Regions from separate parts of the Homo sapiens genome. Here region 2 is linked to region 1. The links are chromatin loops, found by intact Hi-C in ENCODE. Cell type or tissue: CD4-positive, alpha-beta T cell. All regions are shown on one strand.

Region 1 (8,000 bases):
CCTCTGACTGAGAGCTTTTCTCCACACACAGAAACAGGACAGTATTTCGTTTCCTCATTAACATCATCAGGCTATCCATGGGGAGAGTCTCTATCAGTCAATTTGGATTTTCTTTGGTCCAGTTTTTCCAAGGAACCTCCAGTGTTCTCATGTAAGGGAAACAATGTTAGCCCAAATGGTGAACTCTTTTTATTTTTGTTGAGACAGGGTCTCACTCTGTCACCCAGCTTGAAGCGCAGTGGCACAATCACGGCTAACTGCTGCCTCGACCTCCTGGGCCCAAGCAATCCTCCCGCCTCAGCCTCTGGAGTAGCTAGGACTATAGGCGTGTGCCACCATGTCCAGCTAAATTTTGTAATTTTTGCACAGACTGGGTTTTAGCATGTTGTTCAGGCTGGTCTCAAACTCCTGGTCTCAGGCTCAGGTCTCAAACTCCTGGGCTCCTGCCTCGGCCTCCCTAAGTGCTGGGATTGCAGGCGTGAACCATGACACCCGGCCAAAATGGTGAACTCTTAATTTCTCTGTTGGTAATCCCAATGAATACCCATAAAACCGGAGACAGCACAGAGAGAAACAAATTACTCCACCACTATCTCTTTCATTCGAACTAAGGGAAAGCAGCTAGAAAAAAAACCATAGGCTTTAAAGGCAATTAGGTATTCAAAGGTTGTTGTAAGGATTAAATGAGATGACATGTATAAAGAACTTAGCCCAGAGCCTAGCATCCTCAAAGTGTTAGCTCAATAGCTACCTCTGTAAACTCTTCCTCTACCATAAGAGTTGGAAATGATCACTGGCTTCTCTGAACTACGTGATCTGTAGAATTTATATGGCAAATAATTGTGCTACCTAGCAATCTCTCTAATCAAACTGTTACACAAATCAGCAAGATTTGTGTAACAGTTTGATTAGAGAGATTGGTAGGTAGCACAATATGTAAGATGAGGTCATCACAAAGCAATAAAAAGCTATACTTTAAAAATGTCGGCCGGGAGTGGTGGCTCACGCCTGTAATCACAGCACTTTGGGAGGCCGAGGCAGGTGGATCATTTGAGGTCAGGAGTTCGAGACCAGCCTGGCCAACGTGGTGAAACCCCGTGTCGACTAAAAATGCAAAAATTAGCCGGGCGTGGTGGTGGGCGCCTGTAATCCCAGCTACTCGGGGGGCTGAGGCAGGACAATTGCATGAACCCCAGAGGCGGAGGTTGCAGTGAGCCAAGATAGCATCATTGCACTCAAGCCTGGGCGACAGTGTGACTGTGACTCCGTCTCAAAAAAAAAAAAAAAAAAAGTCACTGCTTTTCTGTGTTGAAACACAGAGTTCACCATTTGTTACCCCAAATGTTGTTTTTTTCCAACTATTTTCTAAGGTTACAGAGGGTATGCACTACCCATATTGCCTAGCACAAAGTAGCCCTTGTGTGTTCTACTTTTCACACAGAAAAGGTCCCCCTTACACACATGTATATTCGTAACTGTTGAATGTTTTGTTTACCAATTCATCATAATGGAGAGTTTGTAGTCAAATATAACTTTCAACATTGTTAATATAAAAGACAGGTTACCAAGTCGTCAACAAAGGAGCACTTTAGCTTTTCCTGATTTCTGAGAATTCAGAATGTTTAGGGATCCAGTTATAAAATGAAAAGATCCTCTCAACACAGCTACTCAGGAAGTTTCTAATTCTCATCTTACTCATGCACTATAGTTAGTTATAGAGATGTCTTTTTCTCTTTCCAGAAACAGTACATGGGAAAGGACGGTTTATCTTTCCCCCCAAAACATCATCACAAAATGCCACGGTCCTAGGAGATTGGGAGAGGAGTACATGGGGATGTTGAGATTTTAACATTCTTACATCAAGTCATTACCTGATCTGAGTAGTATTCACAAACTGTTGTGGCACAGCGTCATTTTGAAGAAAGACTAAAAACCCCTACCATTTCCCAATAACCATTTAAACACACACATACACCAAATAGTAGGCCAGGTCCAGCTTTTGGGGAAATCCCAAGGTGGGTGATCACACATAAACTAATTCGTACCAGAAAGGAAAACATAGCGAATATAAGTATTAATAATAAATATTAATACGCAAGAGACTAGCCACTGTGGACAACTTTTTGAGAACCACTGTGAGGCATCTCAGTTCCAACTAATAATTGAGTTGGGAGACTAGGATCTAGAACAGACTCTGAGTTTCCCCAGAATGAATTACTTTAACATTTTAACTGTTTTGTCTTGGCTCCCCTGGCTTCCCTGATACCCTCATCCCAAGCCAAGGTTTGGTGGCTCTGCTCTGGCCCTGTAATATCTACTGTCAATTTATATGGTCATTTTGTTTACTTTCCTGTATGTCTCACTAAATTGTGAACTGCAGGCCAGGAATGTCAGTTCCGGCCAGGAGCATGGAAGAAAACATACATATTTCAGTGAAGGTATGATTCTGCTCAAACCCAGTGTTTTTTCAAAATGGTCGTGACCTATTAGTGGGCCAGAAAATCAATTCAGTGGATCACGATCAGCATTTTAAAAGAATGCATTATCAAAAAGGTGTGTGTGGAATCTAAGTGGATAGAACAAGGACTGCTTCACCAGACATCTATTTCTGTTACACGGTATATATGGAGTATCGGGTCACAATGTCAAAAGTATTTCTAACTATGGAGCTCAGGAAAAAAAAGGCTAAAAAACACTCGCTAAAGGGTCCCTCTTCTCCCTCTTTGTCCAATTTATTTCCTGTATCCCCTTTTACCCCACAGCCCTGATCACTCACTCTTTACTGCATTCAATACATAACCGGGAGCTCAGGACCTCCAAAGTGCACAAGTCTGGAGTCCGCACTTTGGGGAGTTTACAGAAAGTGTCCCTCCCTGGCCGGGCGCGGTGGCTCACGACTGTAATCCCAGCAATTTGGGAGGCCGAGGTGGGCTGATCACCTGAGGTCGGGAGTTCGAGATCAGCCTGACCAACATGGAGGAACCCCGTCTCTACTAAAAATATAAAATTAGCCGGGCGTGGTGGCGCATGCCTGTAATCGCAGCTACTCGGAGGCTAAGGCAGGAGAATCGCCTGAACCCGGGATGCGGAGGTTGCGGTGAGCCGAGATTGCGCCATTGCACTCCAGCCTGGGCAACAAGAGTGAAACTCCGTCTCATAAAAAAAAAAAAAAAGTGTCCCTGCCTTCAAGAAGCTCATCAAGAGCTTATTTAAAAAGCATACGAAAGACAGGCACCCTCTTTCCCGTTCTCCCCCATCCTGTTCTTCCCGTCCGGTCCTCTGCCCTCAGTCATTCGCGGGAGCGCAACCAGCGATCCCGCCCCAGTCCGGCTGCCAAGCCTGGGGCCTGTCCCCCTACAGGGCCGATCCGGAGGCGGGGCCCGGCCGCCCGCGGACCCTCCCTCCCGGCCTTCCGCCACCGGCGCGGGCGCAACTCACCGGGCATCAGCTCTTCCGGCTCCCTCATGCCACGGGCAGTACGGGCAGCCTGCGCCGGGGCCAGGAGGCTGTAGAGGACGGTTTGGTCGGGGCTAAAGCAGCTACTCCGCACCGACGCGGGCCGCGAAAGCCCCCAAGTTCCGCATGGCGAAACTCCGGAGATCAACTACAACCGCGCTCCCGGAAGTCAACAAACAGCCGCTACGGGCAACGGGGGCGGAGCTTGGGAATGCAAGGCGGGACAGGCGCCGTTGGGGAGGGGAACGGAGGCCGGGTGGCTGGTAAGGGGCAGGCTCAGGCACAGCGGAGGGGCAGTAGAGACCACGCGCCCTCTGGCGGCCTGGAGCAGAGAGGCGGCCACGCCGCGCAGTGATGCTGTGGAGTCCGCGCCCTTGTGCCGTTGGAGGTCCAGGCGCCGCAGGGACCCTGCCCATGAGTGGCAAACGTCACAAATCCCATACTCCGTGACATAAGCAAGCATCGACACACAATTATGACACTACTAGTAATAGTGACCAGCTGGAACATTAAAGGAGGTAAGCACTCTGCTAAAGATATCCCCAGCATCTAAACCAACATCTGGCCTATACTGAATGCTCATTACGTATTTATTGGACAAATGAGTACTATTACAACCCTGTAAAGTGGTTAATGTTACCTCTGTTTAAGCATGTGGGCAGCTAGTCCAGCTAGTCCAGCCTGTAGTCAACAAAAGTAAAAGCTGAGGTGTATATGGTCCACTACTCACAGAACATACACAAAGGGGTAGCCCAACATCATTGCTCTAGAATTTGCTCAGCGATGTTATATGATGCAGGGTTTCCCATGCATCAACATTTGGCTATCATGAAATAAAGAAGCAAAAAGCCATCTTCCAGAATGAGCAGATTTACGTACGTTTGGTAGTTGTGGACATGGGCCCTAGAATCAGACACAATTGGATTCAGGGATCCCTGAATTACTCTTGTGTGTTACCAACACTTTCTCAGGAAGTTTGCATTAACATGAAGAGGGGACATTAAACTATTAGTTACACAAATAATCATTTACTTACAAAGCAAAGTGGAGGTTACTAAGGAAGTGGTTAACAAGAAGCGTTGACCTGGTGTAGGAGGTTAAGAAAGGCTTATCTGAAGAAAGAACATTAAATCTAAGAACTGGAGAAAGATAAGCCAGGAGGGGGAGAGAGCTCTTGGCAGAGAGTAAATTGTGTATAAAGGTTTGTAAGGAGCTTGACTCTTTCCAGGAACACCAAGAGGCGAGGCTGGTTCCTAGCGAGGTGGCAAGGTCTTGGGCCTATTAAGGATCTGAGATTTTATCCTAAAGACAATGTGAAACCACTGAGAAGTTTTAGGCAGTAGAACAACAGGACAGGATCAGTTATGTGTGTCCCTGAAATCATTCTGCCTGGTCTAGATGCTTTGTAGAGAATAAACTGGAGCAGTGAGAAGGGTTCAGAGGCTATTGCAGAATTTCAGACATGTGGTCAGGATGGCTTGGAGTACAGTTCATTGGTGCCAGAGAGGAGCAGGCAGATTTGAAAATATTTTAGGTCTTAGAATCAACAGGAAATGGTTTCTGACTATTGACTCCTAGACAGTGCTGGACTACCAAATAGTTCTTAGAGCAACAGCAAAGATAGGGCCCTAAATTATTTTGAAAAGGATTTGATATTCATTTTTAGAGTATCATAATTGTTACTACGGGCAAATGAGAATTTTTAAAGATTTACTTTTTAATATGCAGTCATTTGTTTTTATTTCAAAATACAGTAAGGCACATTTTGGTGCTAAGCATCCCAGAAGATATTGATGCAGCCCTACTCCAAGGTTTCCAACATAAGCAAATAGCAGGAGGGGGGCACCATTTACTGAGATGGGGAACACTGAGGAAAGAGCTGGCGACATTGGAGTTAGGTAAATGGGGCAAGAAGAGCATAATGAGTTCATCCTTGAGCACACTAAGACATCAAATTGGAGGTGCTGAGCAGGTAATTGGTGAGCAGAAGCCCCAGAAGGAGGCACGTATTTGAGGAATGACTGGGTCTATATAGTGAAAGCAGGCTTGAGATACTTGCAACACTGGAAAGTGACTGTAGAATTGAGGCAGTAGAATAGGGTCGGGAGGCAGGAAAGCTAAGGCCAATTCATGCTGACTTCCTAGAACTAAATCAAAAGGAAACCCCAACTTTCCATACCTAAGTAACAAAAGAACCAGAGGCTACTCCCTTTGCAACCCCCACCCCCTTTTTCTGCGTGGCAGACGGAAAATTGAAAGTATCTCTGATTAGTTGCTTTTTGCAACCAATCAGACATTTGCATGGGAGTGTAACTTTGTAACTTCACTTTAGCCTCTGATTGGTTGCTTTCCACAACCAATCAGATGTTTGAATAGGGTGTAACCTTTGTAAGTACACTTCAGCCTCTGATTGGTTGCAAGGCCACTAGTTCATTTACATAGTAACCAATGGGAAATATACCAATGGTTACTTGGGAATGGCACCAAGTAACCAGTGGGAAACCTCTAGAGGGTAATAAAATCCCAGAAAATTCTGTAAAGGGGCTCTTGAGCCCCTGTGCTAGGGCCTGCTCCCACCCTGTACTTTAGTTTTCAATAATGCCATCATCTCCGGCATCTGTGAGTCTATTGCTTTACATGGCAAAAGGGACTTTGCAGTTGTGAGATGCTGGATTCAGGACCTTGAGATGGAGAAATTATTCTAGATTAACCAGGTAAGCCCAATTAAATCCTATGAAATCTTAAAAGTGAAGAGCCTTTCCAGGCTGTGGTCACAAAAAGATGTGAAGATGCAGGAGTGGTCAGAGAGATACAACAGCGCTGGCTGTGAAGATGAAGGTAAGGGCCATGAGCGGAGGAATGCAAGCAGCCTCTGAAAGCCGGGAAAGGCAAGGAAGTGGATGCTCCCCAAGAGTCTCCAGAAGGGAATGCAACTCTACTGACACCTTGATTTTAGTCCAGTGAGACCCGTTTCACACTTCAGAACTACAATAGTGTACGATAATAAATGGGTATTGTTTAAGCCACCACCAAGTTGATGGTAATTTGTGACAACAGCAAGAGAAAACTAGCACACCATAGTTGATCTCATCAAATCTTCACAGGAACCCTAAATGAAGTACTAACTTCAGTCTCATTTTTGGGAAGAAGAATCTGAGGTTGAGATCACATAATTTTGCAAGGTCCCATATTTATCAAGTGGTAGATGCAGGATTGAACCGTCAGTTCCAGAGCCACATTTGTACTGCAAATTCACATGAGCTCTACAGTATGAAAGTGTGTGGACCCTTGAGGGTCCCCTACAAGTCCATGCAGCAATGCACACACATCTTCAAGGATGCTCTTGCCTCCTCCAAAGAGCCCCCTAGCAATCTCTGCTTCATCATCATTCAATTCTGAGGCTGTGTTGTGTTTTTTTGGGAGCCCTCTCCAAATTTGCAATGAGGCCACATGACCCCTTCATGCATCAAGGACGTTCACATGCCTCATCACAGCACTTATTATACAGTGTGATGTGATTTTGTGGCTGTCTTTCCACTAGACTGAGTTCTTTCATTTCCTGCATTGCAAGCACTACCTCTCTTTGGCCAGAACATAGCACTATGTCTGGTACATAGCTTACTAAAATGCAAGTTCTATGAGGGCAGGGAGGTTTGTCCATTGTTGTACTCCAGTGCCAGACTATTACCTGGCCCATAATAGCTACACAATAAATATCTGTTGAATGGCAGAATTAATGAATAGCAAGTTCTCAAATACGCAGAGGCTGAGGGTCAATAAACCTATAAAAATAATAATTTAAGCCAGGAGGAGGTGTCATCCTGACCCCATGTAGAGGGGCTGGCCTTAGCTAGGAGGAGATACATTTCTAGCATAACAGGATATAAATGTTATCTATATAGTATTTTTTTTTTGAGACAGAGTTTCCCTCTGTTGCCCAGGCTGGAGTGCAGGGGCATGATCTCGGCTCACTGCAACCTCTGCCTCCCGGGTTCAAGCAATTCTCCTGCCTCAGCCTCCTGAGTAGCTGGGATTACAGGCACCCGCCACTACACCCAGCTAATTTTTTTTTTGTTTTTTTTTTGTTTTTTTTTTTTGTTTGTTTTTTTAGAGATGGAGTTTCATGATATTGGTCAGGCTGGTCTAGAACTCCCGACCTCAGGTGATCCGCCCACGTCGGCCTCCCAAAGTGCTGGGATTATAGGCGTGAGCCACCACGCCTGTCCTATATACTATTTTTTTTGAGACAGGGTCTCACTCTGTCACCCAGGCTGAAGTGCAGTGGCGCAATCTCAGCTCACTGCAACCTCTGCCTCCCGGGCTCAACCAGTCCTCCCATCTCAGCCTCCCGAATAGCTGGAACCACAGGTACACACCACCACACCCAGATAATTTTTGTATTTTTGTAGAGATGGGGTTTGGCCACATTGCCCAGGCTGGTCTTGAACTTCTGAGCTCAAGCAATCCGCCTACCTCAGCCTCCTAAACTGCTGGGATTACAGGTATGAACCACTGTGCCTGGCCATCTATACTATTGATATATA
Region 2 (8,000 bases), 580 kb before region 1:
ATATAAGGAGCTCAAACAACTCTTTAGGAAAAAAATTTTATAATCTGATTTTAAAAAGGGCAAAGGATCTTAATAAACATTTGGCAAAAGATAAGACATACAAATTGCAAGCAGACATATGAAAAGGTGCTCAACATCATTGATCATCAGAGAAATGCAAATTAAAACTACAATGAGATATTATCTCACCCCAGTTAAAATAGCATTTTTTTTTTTTTTTGAGACAGAGTCTCACTCTGTTGCCCAGGCTGGAGTGCAGTGACCCGATCTAGGCTCACTGCAAGCTCCGCCTCCCGGGTTCACGCCATTCTCCTGCCTCAGCCTCCCAAGTAGCTGGGACTACAGGCGCCCGCCACCACTCCCGGCTAATTTTTTGTATTTTTAGTAGAGATGGGGTTTCACCGTGTTAGCCAGGATGGTCTTTATCTCCTGACCTCGTGATCCGCCCGCCTCGGCCTCCCAAAGTGCTGGGATTACAGGCATGAGCCACCATGCCCTGCCTAAAATAGCTTTTAACCAAAAGACAGGCAATAACAAATGCTGGCAAGAATGTGGAGACAAGGGAAGTCTCATATGCAGTTGGTGGGAATGTAAATTGGTACAACCAATATGGAGAACCTAGTTTTCTTTACAGTAGGTTTAAGTGGGCTTAAAATATTCAGTAAATCATGCTCTAAGCAGATGTGCTGTCATCTAGGCTTTGTTGTTTCATTTCTGGAGCACAGGCAGAGTAGATTTGGCATAATTCTTATGGGCCCTAGGAGTTTGGAATGGTAAATGATCATTGCTTTCAGCTTAAAGAAAAGAAAGAAAATGTGGTACATATACGCACTGGAGTACTATCCAGGCATAAAAAGGGATGAGATCCTCTCATTTGCAACAACATGTGTGGAACTGGAGATCATTATGTTAAGTGAAATAAGCCAACCACAGAAAGACAAACTTTGCATGTTCTTCCTTATTTGTGAAAGCTAAAAATTAAAACAACTAAACTCATGGATATGGAGAGTAGAATGATGGTTACCAGAAGATGAGAAGGGTATTGGTTGGAGGCAGAGAGGGTGTGGTCAGGAAGAAGTGGGGATTGTTAAGTGGTACAAAAACATAGTTAGAAAGAATGAGTAAGACCTAGTATTTGCCAGCACCACAAAGTGACTATAGTCAAAAATAATTTAGTTGTACATTTTAAAATAATGAAGAGTGTAATTTGTTTGTAACACAAAGGATAAATGCTTGAGGTGATGAATACCCCATTTACCTGGATGTGATTATTATGCATTGCATGCCTGTATCAGAATATCTTATGTGACCCATGAATGTATACACCTATTATATACTTACAAAAATTAAAAACAAAAAAATGAAATTGCAGCAATTCAGTCACTTCTTTATACTCCACTTCTAATTCTAGCTCTCTTGCTATTTCTACCACATCTGCAGTTGCTTCCTCCATTGAAGTTTTGTATCCTTCAAAGCTATCCCTGAGGGTTAGAATTAACTTATTCCAAATTCCTGTTAATGTTGATATTTCTGACTTTCTCCCATGAATCATGAATGTTCTTAATGTCATCTTAAATGGTAACTTTTTTCAGAAGGTTTTCAATTTCCTTTACCTAAATCCATCAGACTAATCACTGTGTATGGCAGCTACAGCCTTACAAAATGTATTTCTTACATAATAACACTTGAAAGTTTAAACAACTCTTTGATCCATGGGCTGCAGAAAGGATGCTATGTTAGCAGACATGAAAACAACATTCATCACCATGCACATTTCCATCAGAGTTCTTGGTTGACCAGGTGCAATGTCAATGAGCAGTAATATTTTGAAAGGATTTTTTTTCTCTACAGTAGGTTTATGTGGGCTTATTCAGTAAACCATGTTGTACACAGATGTGCTTTCATCTAGAAATGTGCTTCATTTCAAGAGCACAGGCAGAGTACATTTGGCATAATTCATATTGGCCCTAGGAGTTTTGGAATGGTAAATGAGCATTGTCTTCAGTTTAAAGTTACCAGCAGCATTAGCCCCTAGCAAGACAGTCAGTGTCTTTTGAAGTTTCGAAGCCAGGCATTGTCTTCTCCTCTTTGGCTATGAAAGTCCTAGATGCATCTTCTTCCAATACAAGGCTGTTTGTCTACATTGAAAATATGTTGTTTAGTGTAGCCACCTTCTTCAATGATCTTAGCTGAATCTTCTGGGTGACTTTTTGCAGCTTCTCCACCTGCACTTGCTGCTTCACCTTGCATTTTTATGTTATGGAAACAGCTTCTTTCTTTAAACCTCATGAACCAACCTCTGCTAGCTTCCAACTTTGTTTCTGCAGCTTCCTCACCTCTCTTATCCTTCACAGAATTGAAGAGCTAGGGCCTTGCTCTGGATTAGGCTTTGGCTTAAGGGAATGTTGTGGCTGGTTTGATCTTCTATCTCGACTATTAAAACTTTCTCCATATCAGAAATAAAGCTGTTTTCCTTTTTGTCATTTCTATGTTGACTGGAGTGGCACTTTTAATTTCCTTCAAGAACTTTTCCTTTGCATTCAAAACTTGGCTGTTTGGCACAAGAGGTCTGGTTTTTTGCCTCTCTCAGCTTTCAACATGCCTTCTTCACTAAACTTAATCATTTCTAGCTTTTGGTTGAAAGTGTACATGTGTAACTCTTCCTTTCACTTGAAAACTTAGAGGCCACTGTAGGGTTATTAGTTGGCCTAATTTAATATTGCTGTGTCTCAGGGATAGGAAGGGCTGAGGAGTGGGAGACAGATGGGGGAACTGTCAGTTTGTGGAACAGTCAGAACGCACACACGTTTATCCATTAAATTTGCTGTCTTATATGGGTGTGGTTTGTGGAAGAATTCCGATAGTAACATCAAAGATCACTGATCACAGATCATCATAACAAATACAATAATAGTGAAAAAGTTTGAAATTTTTCATTTCTTTAAAACATTTCAGAGAATTACCAAAATGTAGCAGAGACACAAAGTGAGCACATGCTGTTGGAAAAATGGTGCCGATAGACTTGATTGAGATAGAGCTGCCACAAACCTTCAATTTGTAAAAAAAAAAAAAAAAAAATGCAATTATGTTCAAAGCACAACAAAATGATGTATGCATGTATGCCATTTCCAAAGGAATCCCTTGGCAGTCACATTCCCCTTGGCCAGCAGGTGGCAGTGCTTGCTCATCGAGGTACAGAATATTGACCCTGCCTTAGCATCAGGGCCCAGCAGGAGTTTTAGCTTGCTGTTTTACGCTGCATGTGTTCTAATTTTCTCCCTTTTATATTTCTTATTCTGTGACTTGTTGTTTCTTTCCCACCACTTCTGTTCCCCTCCAATGCTAGACCCATCTCTATTATGCACCTAACAGCCTCCTCAAATATGTGCCTTGTAGAATGTGGCCTTTCAGGAATGTAGGTGAGGCTTACGTATCACCCCCTGAAAGTCCCAATGAGAAATAATGCATTTAAAACAAGCCATCTTGAAAAGCCTGAAAAATTATGACTAAATCACAAAATATTAAGTCCTAAAGGGGAAGGGAAGACAGATACTCAGCTGGCCTGCCCATGTTCACCACTCCAAACCCATGACAGGCCGAGATGCTCAGTGTGAGGCTCTGTTACCACACTGGGACTTGCCATGGCTTCAGAGTCCTTCTGAGCACAGCTACTCAAGAAGCTTCTCCTCCTAACAGGCAAGCATGACACACTCTGCCAAACCAGGAAGGGCAAGTTTCTGTAATAGGGTACACTATATGTGCAGTTCCCAGGCATTACATCCTGCATTTAGCTGCATTCCAGGGGCCACTGGCTAAGTCTTTCCACCTTTTTCTCTTCTCCAGTATGATAACAACAATGCATTAATAATAGCAGCTACTATTAATGAGCCCATGCTATATGTGAGGCAATTCATGATTCATATGCATTATCACATGTATTCTTCAAAACAAGATGAAAAGTAGAAGTTACACAAGTGGAGACCACAGACTAGGTTAAAAAATTGGTCAACGGCAAAGTCACACAGACAATAAGGGGAAGAACCAACATTGAGTTGAAACCATCTGACTTTCAAAACCTTACTCTTAACCTCCCACTCTTTTGAGGTACTCCAAGCCACCACATGTTCTCCCTTCAGCTGCTAAAAGTGGAGCAACGCCATCACCCCCATGTCCACCCACACCCACAATTTCCCTTTGCCACCCCCCACTCATAGCTCTGCAGATCAGATTTGGCAGCCGATCTGCTGCTCTGGAAAGGCTGTGGTCCTTTAGTTCAGGGTCCCATCTCCAGCATTATGGGAAAGAGGCCCTATAGTACCCAGGTAGGCAATCAGCCCAGTGGCAAAGGGTAGCTGGGCTTAAGGCGAGGGACCTCACACCGCCAGCAGGGCTGCAGGAGCCTGGTGGACTTGTGGCATGTGGGGAAACCCGAAGGGAGGCTTAGAGGTGGCATGTCCCCTGATTCAGAGCTGGTGTTTGGCGTCTCTGAGTCATCAGTAATTCTCCACACCCTGGGGGAGGGCAACTCCTCAAAGGACCCATAAAGAAATAAATTCTCATCTGAGTGGCTGTTGAGGTGAGGGAAGGGGTCAGGTCTTCTGCAGCCTGGGTGAGGTATATGAACAAACCATTCTTGCAAAAACTGGCCTGGTTTCTCTGTGAGAGCACTGTCGAGAGATGTCACATTCCTGTTGCTTTCATTATGTGGTGCATTCCCAGGTCTGATGAAGAAGAAAGAGAGGGGCAGATTGCCATGATAGTTTTGGTTGACTGCATCACTAATTTCATTGACCTGAAAAATGGGTAGCCATGGAAACTGTGGAAGGCTTGTTCTGGAAGGGCCCTACTAGCCTAGTGTTGCTATATCTTTTGTAACTTATGTTCCAGAAGTCTTCCACCTGTGGGTTACAAACTATTAATGGATCCTCATATAAATTTAGTGAATCTCAACCAAACATTTTTAAAAAGGAAATATACAAGAATCAAATACAAATGAGATATCCTACAGCACTCCTCATGTTGAGTCAAGTAACCTTTGGGAGAATTTTTGTTTCCATTCTACACAGTTATGAGTACACCGAGTCACAATATAAAATGTGTTCTTACTGTGGCTGTGGTCAAAAATGTTTGTAAACTGGCCAGGTGTGGTGGCTCATGCCTGTAATCCCAGCACTTTGGGAGGCCAAGGTGGGTGGATCACTTGAGCTCAGGAGTTCAAGACCAGCCTGGGCAACATGGTGAAACCCCGTCTCTACTAAAAAAAACAAAAAAAAAAGAGCACAAAAATTAGCTGGGCATGGTGGCATGCGCCTGTAGTCCCAGCTACGTGGGAGGCTGAGGCACAAGAATCGCTTGAACCCTGGAGACAGGTTGCAGTGAACCGAAATCACGCCACTGCATTCCAGCCTGTGCAACAGAGTGAGAACCTGCCTCAAAAAAAAAAAAAAAATGTAAACTGCTGCTAACCCAAATCTCAACTTTACCGAAAGGAAAGTTCCCCTTTTTTATTTTTCCAGAATTTATAGCACTAAATGCCCATAGGAGAAAGCAGGAGAGATCTAAAATCAACACCCTAACATCACAATTAAAAGAACCAGAGGGGCTGGGCATGGTGACTCACACCTGTAATCCCAGCACTTTGGGAGGCCAAGGCCGGCAGATCACCTGAGGTCAGGAGTTTGAGACCAGCCTGACCAACATGGAGAAACCCCGTCTGTACTGAAAATACAAAATTAGCCGGGCGTGGTGGCGCATGCCTGTAATCCCAGCTACTCAGGAGACTGAGGCAGAAGAATTGCTTGAACCTGTAGGCGGAGGTTGCGGTGAGCCAAGATCGCGCCATTGCACTCCAGCCTGGGCAATAAGAGCAAAACTCAGTAAAAAAAAAAAAACAAACAAGAAAAGAAAAAAAAGAACTAGAGAAACAAGAGCAAACAAATTCAAAAGCTAGCAGAAGGCAAGAAATAACTAAGATCAGAACAGAACTGAAGGAGATAGAATGAAAAACCCTTCAAAAAAATCAATGAATCCAGGAGCTGGTTTTTTGCAAAGATTAACAAAATAGATAGACCACTAGCCAGACTAATAAAGAAGAAAAGAAAGAAGAATCAAATAGACACAATAAAAAATGATAAAGAAGATATCACCACTGACCCCACAGAAATACAAACTACCATCGGAGAATAGTATAAACACCTCTACACAAATAAGCTAGAAAATCTAGAAGAAATGGATAATTTCCTAGACACATACACCCTCCCAAGACTAAACCAGGAAGAAGTCAAATCCTTGAATAGACCAATAACAAGTTCTGGAATTGAGGCAGTAATTAATAGCCTACCAACCAAAAAAGGCCCAGGACCAGTTGGATTCACAGCCAAATTCTACCAGAGCTACAAAGAGGAGCTGGTACCATTTAATTTTTTGATAGAGAAGTGGTAAATCATGAACTAGGCTGAAATAAATCAAACTTAGACATATGCGAGGAAGGGGACAACGCTCAGGAAGATTCCTACCTACCCTGAAGAATTCCAGAGAAACTAGAGGCATGAAGAAGGGGAAGAGTGAAACATAGGAATGAAAAGAGTCAAGTCTGTCATCCAACGGATGGAAGTTTCAGAAAGAGAGTATAGAAATAGCACATGAGAGAAAAGTGCCAGAAATTATAAGATACTTTATCTGAGCCAAATAATACAAGTCATCATATGGATAGAGTCCACAGAGTAGCCATCACCTTGAAAATAATTTCTTATGTCTAGACATATTGTTACAAAATTTCAGAACATGGAGGTTCAAGTAAATTTGCAACAGCCTCCAGAAGGGAAATATTAAAGCAAAACAAAACAAATCAAAACACAGGTAACCCATAAAGTAGCAAGAATCAAACTTGTTTCAGCAACACTGGAAACTAGAAGACCATGGACCAAGGCCCATGGACCAGGGACCACACCTGAGAGAGAAAAAGCATATGCCGTCTCTTTATGTACATATGACCATGGGAAATTTCATAGAAACTCAAAGTTCTGCCGGAAGTGGTATTCAACCTAGAATTTTTTTTTTTTTTTTTGGAGATGGAGTCTCACCCTATTACCCAGGCTGGAGTGCAATGGTGCGATCTCAGCTCACTGCAACCTCTGCCTCCAGGGTTCGAACAATTCTCCCGCCTCAGCCTCCCTGAGTATTGTGCGTATGAGATTCCTATGTTCAATGAGACTTGCTTAAATTTGCCTTAGGCCTGAGCAACATGTCTCCCAAACAGAAAGAATTTACTCTGCCTATAGTTGGGCAAGCCCTTTGGAAACATAAACATAATGATTTGAGGTAAATGCTGCCCTTCTCCACATGTAAATAATACCCATTGCATTGAAAGAGCTTTGATTTATATTTATTATACATTCTGTCTTCTAGAAACACACTAGTTAAATAACAATAAATTCAAGCAACATGAAAAAAGAAAAGATTTTTTAAATCCCATGAATATATTTCTTTTGTACTATTTTAAGAAAATTCATTCATTCCATTAGAAATAATAATACCAACAATAAAAATACGGTGGTCGGGGAAGGAGTTCCATTTTCAGTTCTGGTAGAGCAGCTTATATCACAACAACCCTCCCACTGCAAACAGCTATAAAAGCTACGTAAAATGCAAAGAACATCAAGAGGCAATAAAAGAAGTCAGGACTTTTGAGGCCCAGGTCCTAAGAGTAATAATATACATTGAGATGGGTGTGGCCTTTTTTGTTTTTCCCTGCTTAGAGTCAGATTTTTATGGATAAATAAACAAACACTGCTGGGGTTTTGATTAGGATTAAAGAATACCATTAATGAACTTGACCTAATTGATGTATGTAGAGCAATGCACTGTATAATTACAATATATAGTCTTCTCAGGTGTACTTAGAAAGTTACCAATGTTAACCATATTATGAACAATGAAACAAGTTTCAGAACATTTTAAAGGAGATTATGGTCTTCGCAGAGAATAGAATTAAATTAACT

What was found. Hi-C counts contacts between places; a loop is a spot of excess contacts. Peaks named below come from ENCODE experiments on the same cell type or tissue, not always from the same donor. Only the 100,000 strongest peaks of a DNase experiment are listed, where the experiment ranks them.
Region 2: a loop joins it to region 1, with 6 times the contacts of the local background. A loop is called at or near these places in 9 of 110 quality-filtered maps.

Annotation. Positions count from the first base shown.
Region 1 is chrX:38,323,902-38,331,901 of GRCh38, forward strand. RPGR (retinitis pigmentosa GTPase regulator) reads right to left here and starts at 3,608. Exons shown (of 15, transcript NM_001034853.2): 1 at 3,439-3,608. The coding sequence starts at 3,466. It also overlaps a transcript of OTC not described here. RefSeq lists a silencer at 3,297-3,546. In CD4-positive, alpha-beta T cell, CTCF peaks have their summits at 3,792 (motif pointing left) and 4,013; a DNase peak (open chromatin) is centred at 3,690; H3K4me3 peaks cover 1,657 bases; H3K27ac peaks cover 1,537 bases.
Region 2 is chrX:37,742,380-37,750,379 of GRCh38, forward strand. No RefSeq gene overlaps it. Among named protein-coding and RNA genes, the nearest start is that of CYBB, 34 kb to the right of the region's middle. RefSeq lists an enhancer at 3,252-3,301. In CD4-positive, alpha-beta T cell, CTCF peaks have their summits at 3,155 (motif pointing right) and 3,355; DNase peaks (open chromatin) are centred at 3,182, 3,602, 4,002 and 4,452.